Linked DNA regions of Homo sapiens: region 2 is linked to region 1. The links are chromatin contacts, found by Hi-C or POLR2A ChIA-PET in ENCODE. All regions are on one chromosome and are shown on one strand. Each heading gives the region's core, a stretch centred on a gene start or an enhancer-like site at or near the end of the contact. The rest is flanking DNA. Distances are from core to core; before and after follow the strand shown.

What was found. Hi-C counts contacts between places; a loop is a spot of excess contacts on that map. ChIA-PET counts read pairs that join two places held with the same protein, here RNA polymerase II (POLR2A). Pooled maps may share reads with other maps.
Region 2: a loop to region 1 is called in a map of natural killer cell, with 10 times the contacts of the local background. The contact joins two enhancer-like sites. A Hi-C loop is called at or near these places in 3 of 168 maps with a recorded cell type or tissue (A673, naive thymus-derived CD4-positive, alpha-beta T cell and natural killer cell) and 3 of 50 pooled maps. POLR2A ChIA-PET finds 5 or more read pairs at or near these places in 1 of 52 experiments (activated CD4-positive, alpha-beta T cell).

The regions. Positions count from the first base shown.
Region 1 is chr6:40,435,056-40,438,499 of GRCh38, forward strand. The region is part of intron 1 of LRFN2 (leucine rich repeat and fibronectin type III domain containing 2); the gene reads right to left. Among named protein-coding and RNA genes, the nearest start is that of TDRG1, 58 kb to the left of the region's middle. Within about 2 kb of position 1,781, at least 2 of the 41 ENCODE cell types and tissues checked have a DNase peak (open chromatin) inside an H3K27ac peak, as active enhancers do; they include A673 and natural killer cell, where a contact is called at or near this core.
Region 2 is chr6:40,475,898-40,479,341 of GRCh38, forward strand. The region is part of intron 1 of LRFN2 (leucine rich repeat and fibronectin type III domain containing 2); the gene reads right to left. Among named protein-coding and RNA genes, the nearest start is that of TDRG1, 99 kb to the left of the region's middle. Within about 2 kb of position 1,499, at least 4 of the 41 ENCODE cell types and tissues checked have a DNase peak (open chromatin) inside an H3K27ac peak, as active enhancers do; they include A673 and natural killer cell, where a contact is called at or near this core.

The sequences.
Region 1 (3,444 bases), core at 531-3,030:
GAGAGAGAGAGAGAGAGAGAGAGAGAGAGAGAGAGACAGAGAGATAATATATATTATATATTTTATATATATATTATGTATTTTATATATATATATACAGAGAGAGAGAGAGAGAGAGAGAGAGAGACAGATTCTTGCTCTGTCACCCAGGCTGGAGTGCAGTGGCACAATCATAATTCATGACAGCCTGAAACTCCTGGGCTCAAGTGATTCTCCCACCTTGGCCTCCTGAGTAACTACAGGCACTTGCCATCATGCCTGGCTAATTATTTTTATTTTTATTTTTGTAGAGTCAGATTTTGCTATGTTGCCCAGGCTGGTCTCGAACTTCTGGCTTCAAGTGATCCTCCTGCTTCAGCCTCCCCAAATGTTGGATTTACAGGCATGAGCCACCTCGCCTGGCCAATATCTTGTGGAAGTAGAGCTCTATAACTCCCAGTTTGAGGAGCACAGATGCAGAAAAAACTAGCTTATTTTATTTTTTGTTTCCTATTTTTTTTTGAGACGGAGTCTGGCTCTGTCACCCAGGCTGGAGTACAGTGGCATGATCTCAGCTCACTGCAACCTCTGCCTCCCAGGTTCACGCCATTCTCCTGCCTCAGCCTCCCTAGTAGCTGGGACTACAGGTGCCCGCCACCACACCCGGCTAATTTTTTGTGTTTTTAGTAGAGACAGGGTTTCACTGTGTTAGCCAAGATGGTCTCGATCTCCTGACCTTGTGATCCGCCCGTCTTGGCCTCCTGTAATAGCTTATTTTTTTTAAAAAAGATACGTAATATATTGAAAAATCTATTCCTATCATACACTTTATTATGTATATTTGAATTCCATTATTGCGCCTCTTTAAGGGTAAATCTCCTACCTGAGACCCTTCAAGGGCCAGAGGCTTGCCCTGTATTTTTTCTGGAGAGAGCATCACTGTGAAGTAGAAATATGATGTGAGCCAAAAATGTGACTTCAAATTTCCTAGTGGCCATATTTTTTAAAAAAGTAAAAAGAAACAGGTGAAATTAATTTTGATAATGTATTTTATATAACTAGCTATATCAAAATATTATTTCAATATATCCTCAATATAATTATTAATGAGATGGCTAACTTTTTTATTTTACAAACTCTTCAAAATCTGGTGCGTATTTTACCCTCAGAGCACATTTCAAATGCTCATTAGCCATATGTGGCTATTGGCTACCATACTGGGTAGTGCTGTGAACTGTAGCTCACAGACCAAATATATCCTGTCACCTGTTTTTGTAAATAAAATTTTATTAGAACACAGCCATGCTTATTTGTTTACATATCGCATGTGGCTTCCTTTGTGCCACCATGGCAGAGGTGAGCCATTGCTGCATATAACACATGGCACTGAAGCCTAAAATATTTACTATCTTGTCCTTTACAGAAAGAGTTTGCTGACCTCTGTTCTATAGGATATGTGTTTTTTTTTTTCATCTTCATCAAGGGCACCTTCATTAAAAGCCTTGGCCAAAGTGCCGAGTTCCACACAGCTCTGCCCTGGCCTCCCCATGAGCACCTGCCCACCCTGCCAGTCCCTGTTCTCACCAAGCTCCCACCTAAGGTAGACCAGCTTCACCTTACCCAGGCCCCACCAGGTCACAGGTGTTGATACATGGAAGCTTTCCACCTGCCACCTTTCCAACTTGCTCTGTGCTCAAAGGTGTTCTGGCCTTCTTGGTCTCTACTTGCTGGGGCCTCATAGAACAAAATGAGGATCTTCTCCACTTGCATTGAGTCTTGAGTTTTCTAGCTACACCTCCCTGTGACTCATTGTGGTCACAGAATGAAGAAGGCTGACGTTTTTCTGGCTACGGCATCTGCTCAAATATAGTTGAGTGGTATTCTCTATACCCACGAGAGCACATGAACAGCCACAGCCACATCCAAGGATGTCCCTTGCTAATTAATCAAGAGGTGGTTGAGTGTGTGTGTGTGTGTATGTGTATGGGGTAGTGTTCTATGGCCCCATGAGAAAGGCCATCTCTCTTATGAGCTCTTATCAGTAAATGCATCAGTGTTCTAAGGCTAAACAGCACTTCCCAACATTTTCAAGTCCTGGCACACAGGAAATGATATTTGTCAGGTGCCCCTGGGCCCAGGGCCAAGGCTATTCATGGCCTGTGCTGGATATCTTCCACTGTCCCTCCAGATCCTCTCTCCACCCTCTCCCCGCCAGCTCTGCATTCTGGGAGGCTGATCCATATGGACCGCATCTGTGCAATATAGATGGACTGCCTCCGCCATCCTTTGTGCCCTTCTACCCTTGGCTGTGTTGCCTGCCCTCTGGTAGAGACAGCAATGGCAACAGCAAGCAAAGAAGGCCCAGACGCTTCCAGATGCATACCCTGGAGCTCAGAGGCACAGAGCCCATTGTTTCAAACAGTTGTGTCCTTGTAAATTATGTTAAACAAACCACAGTTTGAAAAAAGTTTGTGGAGGATTAACAAACGTCTAATGAATTCAAATCTGTGACATAATAGAGCTGGGTAAATATATTTTAAGTAATCAGCATGGAAGATTACTGACAGAGAAGTGACTATTGAATCTTAATTAAAATTGTATTCTGAGAACTGTCACTTAATATGTTGTTCTAACAGCCAAACAAAAGGCGGCTTAAATCCCAAGTTGGGAGGGAGACAAGGGGACTGGATGAATATGTGTAATTAGTGTATATCTAGGTTGCAAGGGCTCTCTCTTTTGGGCAAGAATTTGGACAAATGCTGTAAAGAGGAACGCCAGGCCTAGTTCCCTCTAAGTATCTTAGGGTGGTGTAGGTGGTGGAGAGGAACCAGGATATCCTCCATCTGGGCTCACAACAGAATATTCAGAAGCTCATAGCCACATGGCAATTAGGGAAAAGGGCTAGGACAAGGAACAAAGAGATAAATGAAAGTGGGCAGGAGGGGCAGTGGGATTATTTGTGGGCAAAGCTGAGAGAGGTGTGTGGGGATCAGAAGCGAGGCTGAAATGGATGCTGGTATCAAATGTCAGAATCAGCCTTCATAGGAGGAATCCATCTGCAAAGGAGCGAGAGCTTGTCTGCCCAGAATGTCTATGAGTCTGCACTGGGGTAAGGCAGGGTGGCAAAGAGAGGTAGATACAGGGGAGCAGGGAGAAGTAAAACACTCCCCAAACCGAACCTACACCATTCCAGAGAAGCAGTCCAGTCTTGGGCATTTACCCAGGATAGAAACAGTATCTCCTCCCTTCCTTGACTGGGTTTCTTCATGTAGTCTTCACAACCCCACAAGGTGAGTGCCACCATAATTGCACAAGGTACCCTTGTGCAGGCAGAAAGAGGTGTTCCTGCTGGCCACTGGTAGGGTTCCCTTATCTGAGCAACCTCGTGCAGTGAGCAACTTGCCCCACCCTACCTTGTGGCCCTGAATATTGTCATCCCCATTTTAGCTACTAGGAAGTGAGGTT
Region 2 (3,444 bases), core at 249-2,748, 41 kb after region 1:
AGAGCATCCAAGGATTTAGAATCCCACCCAAGTGTTTTGCCCTAGAGTGGTGGTGTGACTTTCCTTTAGTTTCTTTCCTCCTTAAAATATATATTAAAAGCTATATGTTATGGTTGCATTGGTATAAGGATGAATGTAGTCCAGGCTAGATTGTGTCTGATGGGCCCAGCGTGGCCTAGGAAGCCCCTTCCTACTGGGCTCCAGCCTGGCCTGATTCCGTTCAGCCCATGCCACAACCCTGTACCTTAGTCAGACTGGGCCTTCCATGCCCCATCCACACTCAGGGCCATGCCAGAACCTGGATTATAAAGTATGAAGGCCTTTTCCCCCTCCCCACATTTATTGAAGTTATCTGGGCTGGTGTCTGCCTTCTGTCTGCCGCTACGTTTCTCCAGACTTATCTCCTCCAAGAAACTTTCTTTGATAACACAGATGTATTAGGAGCTGCCACTAGAAATTCTCTTTGTATGAAACCGTCTTGAATTCCCTTTGAACCTGTGTCTCCCCAACCTCACTGTAAGAAAGGCAGGGCCCACATTCTCTTGTGTGTATGCATCACCACCCATCCATACTTCCAGCAATGCCTGGTGCAGAGCTGGGTACACGGGGAACCCCATAGGTGCTGAGTTAGCAGGGGTAGCCCCTAGGTCAAACTTGCTGTTTCCCATTCCCTGCTTTCCACCTGGCAAACTTGTATACACCCTTCAAAGCTCAACACTCTTGGTCTCTAGAAGCCCTCCTTTATAACTTTCCAGACAGAGTTAATCTCTCCACTTGCCTGCTCCCCTTAATTCCCAGCATAGGCTCCATGGGAAGAGGATACAATGCCTTCCTCTCATCGTCACTTTACTTGGCTGTTTCGCCACCACACTGGGGCAATCCTGAGAGCAGGCGTGACCCACAGCCCAGAACAGGCCTCGGATGTTGGTGGCCCAATGGACATCTTCTGCCCCAGTCCGGCTCACACTCACTGGCAAGTAGAATCAGGAGTGGCATCCTATTTCCAGCCTGCCTGGGCTGGACTCCAAGGAATATCTCAGGCCTGCTACAAAGTAGCTTAGGCATCTAGTTCCCCAGAGTCTCTTCCCACCTTCTCCTTTAATTAAACTCACCTTCGACTCTTGATGATCAGGAAATGGATTATCTAGGTCAGCAGTCTCCAATCCCAACCACATATTAGACTTACAAGGAGTTTTACAAAATTCAGTGCCTGGCTTCCAGCAGATCAATTACATCGGGATTTCTGGGAATGGGACCCAGAGTATTTTGGATATTTTTTAAAAGGCTCTTCAGGTGAGTCTGATGATCAGAGGGGTGGAAGTAACTCATGTTGGTGGTGGTTTTCTAATTAGAAGTGTCTGCCTTTTGTTCTCATGATGTCTTAGTTTTGGCTCATCTCCTGAGTCAAGGGCTCTCCTCGAAGGCTGGCTGGGAAGAGGTCATGGCTCCTAGAGCTGATGGGGATCTCAAGGGATGGTGACACCTGGCTGCCTGCTTTCAACAAGGTTATCTACGTTGTCTGTGGTCCCATGAGAAAACCAAAACCCAGAGAGGTTAGGTGTCTTTCACAAGGTCACACAGCCAGTGGATGGCCACAGTGAGTTATAAATCAGGTTCTTTCAATAAAGATTTGTTGGTGGGCTGGGGCAGGGGTCAAATGAGGCTCCAGAATGGCGCTGAGTGCATGTTTTCCCAGCACATCACCTGCTTTCCCAGCAGGCGCTGCAGGAATGGGCGAGAGTTAGCTCCATTTCCCTCAGTAACAATTCCCTGGTGGCCTCAGCTAAGCAGCCAGCTTTGGGCACATCCTGTCCCACTTGTCTCCTCCTAGGAAAGAGACCCCAGCTGGAAGCGCGTTCTCCCCTCCCTGCTCCTTCCAGAGTGTTTTGCTGAAAGAGCTGCAGGCAAAGCTCTTTAGCGCCATGGTGGTGAGTCATCCGTGCCCCTCTTTAGAGACCCGACGCTCCTCTCCAAGCTCGGGAAGGAGAGATGTTTAATTTATCAGACAATGCCACAAGATGTTGTTTACATGCACACCGGATGTAACACAGACGCAGCAAACCGTGAATATGGTAAACCTGTTTGTGGCTTCTCCTCCGTGTCATAATTAAAGAGACAGTTGATTGGATCACATGTGCAAAGTGGCAGCATCAGGGCGGGAAGCCACAGGGATAAGCCGGCACCAGGGGATGTAATGTCCTGTCCCCTGCTATGCCAGGACGCACCCCTGCTGCCATCCTCTTCCTCTCAGATGGAATGGCTGTGTGCCCTGCTGCCCTGTACATGCTTTCTCTTCCTGTCTCCACCCCTGAGTTGGGGTCTGAGCCCATACTCTGTGCTATCATCTTATTTGGTCCTCAGAATAACCCTAGGAGACCAATGCTATTATTGGCCCATTTTACAAATTACAAATAGACAAAAAGTGCTAATAATATTAATTGCCACCATTATCACCACCACCATGGTTAATATTTGTATATGTTTACTCTGTGCCAAGCTCTAAGCCCCTTATACATTCATTTAATCCTTGCAACAGCCCCGTAAGTACAATTAGTATCCTTATTATACACATGGGGGAAACTGAGGAACAGTGAGGTTGAGCAACTTGCCCACAGTCACACAGCTGGAAAGCAGCAGTGAGGAAATAATCCATTCACTGATGGAGTGAGAGCAACTGGAGATCCAAGGGTGAATGGTATAGACAGCCCACCCCTCACAGAGCAGGTGAATTAACCTGCTGAGTACCCCAGGGTTGGTCAGTAGCTGAGCCAGGGCTTGAGCTAGGTACTCTGGCATCCTGAATTTGGTTTCCTTCCTGTCTGACCATGCTCTCAGTCCTTTCCAATATGTGCATGTGTGTATGTGTGTGTATGCACACATGCACATATGTGTAGTGTGTGAGGCCACATTCTGAAATACATTTTCTATTGATACATTTAATTTGGAACCAGCTAGTGGTTTTGGCTATCCAGCTGATCACATGGTAGGTTTCAACAAATAAACTAAAGAAGTTAAACTGAATTGAATCTAGCACCACTCCCTTCTCTGGGCTTCTAGGGACTGGAAATGTACAAAATTATACTCTGAGGAGTTGGTATAGGCAAATAGTTGAGGCACAGGTTCGGAAATTTTGTCTGGCTTAAAACCAAGTTCCCACACATAACCAGATAGAAAGCCTTAGGCATTTGCTTCACTTCCTTGTGCCTCAGTTTTCTCATTGCAAAGGGAGATGATAATGGTTCCTACCGCAGGAGGTTAAGTGAATATTAAGCTCTTAGAATGCTTGGTACCCAGCACTCAATAAGTTACAGCTATCACCATCATCTTCATCACAATTAATAGAAGCGATGTCTCTCCCAACCTCTTGCCAAAGCACACTTGGGGAGACTCCCTGTCCTCCAGCCTAGTCATAGCAACCACCACTCAGAAGAGGGCTTCCCACTC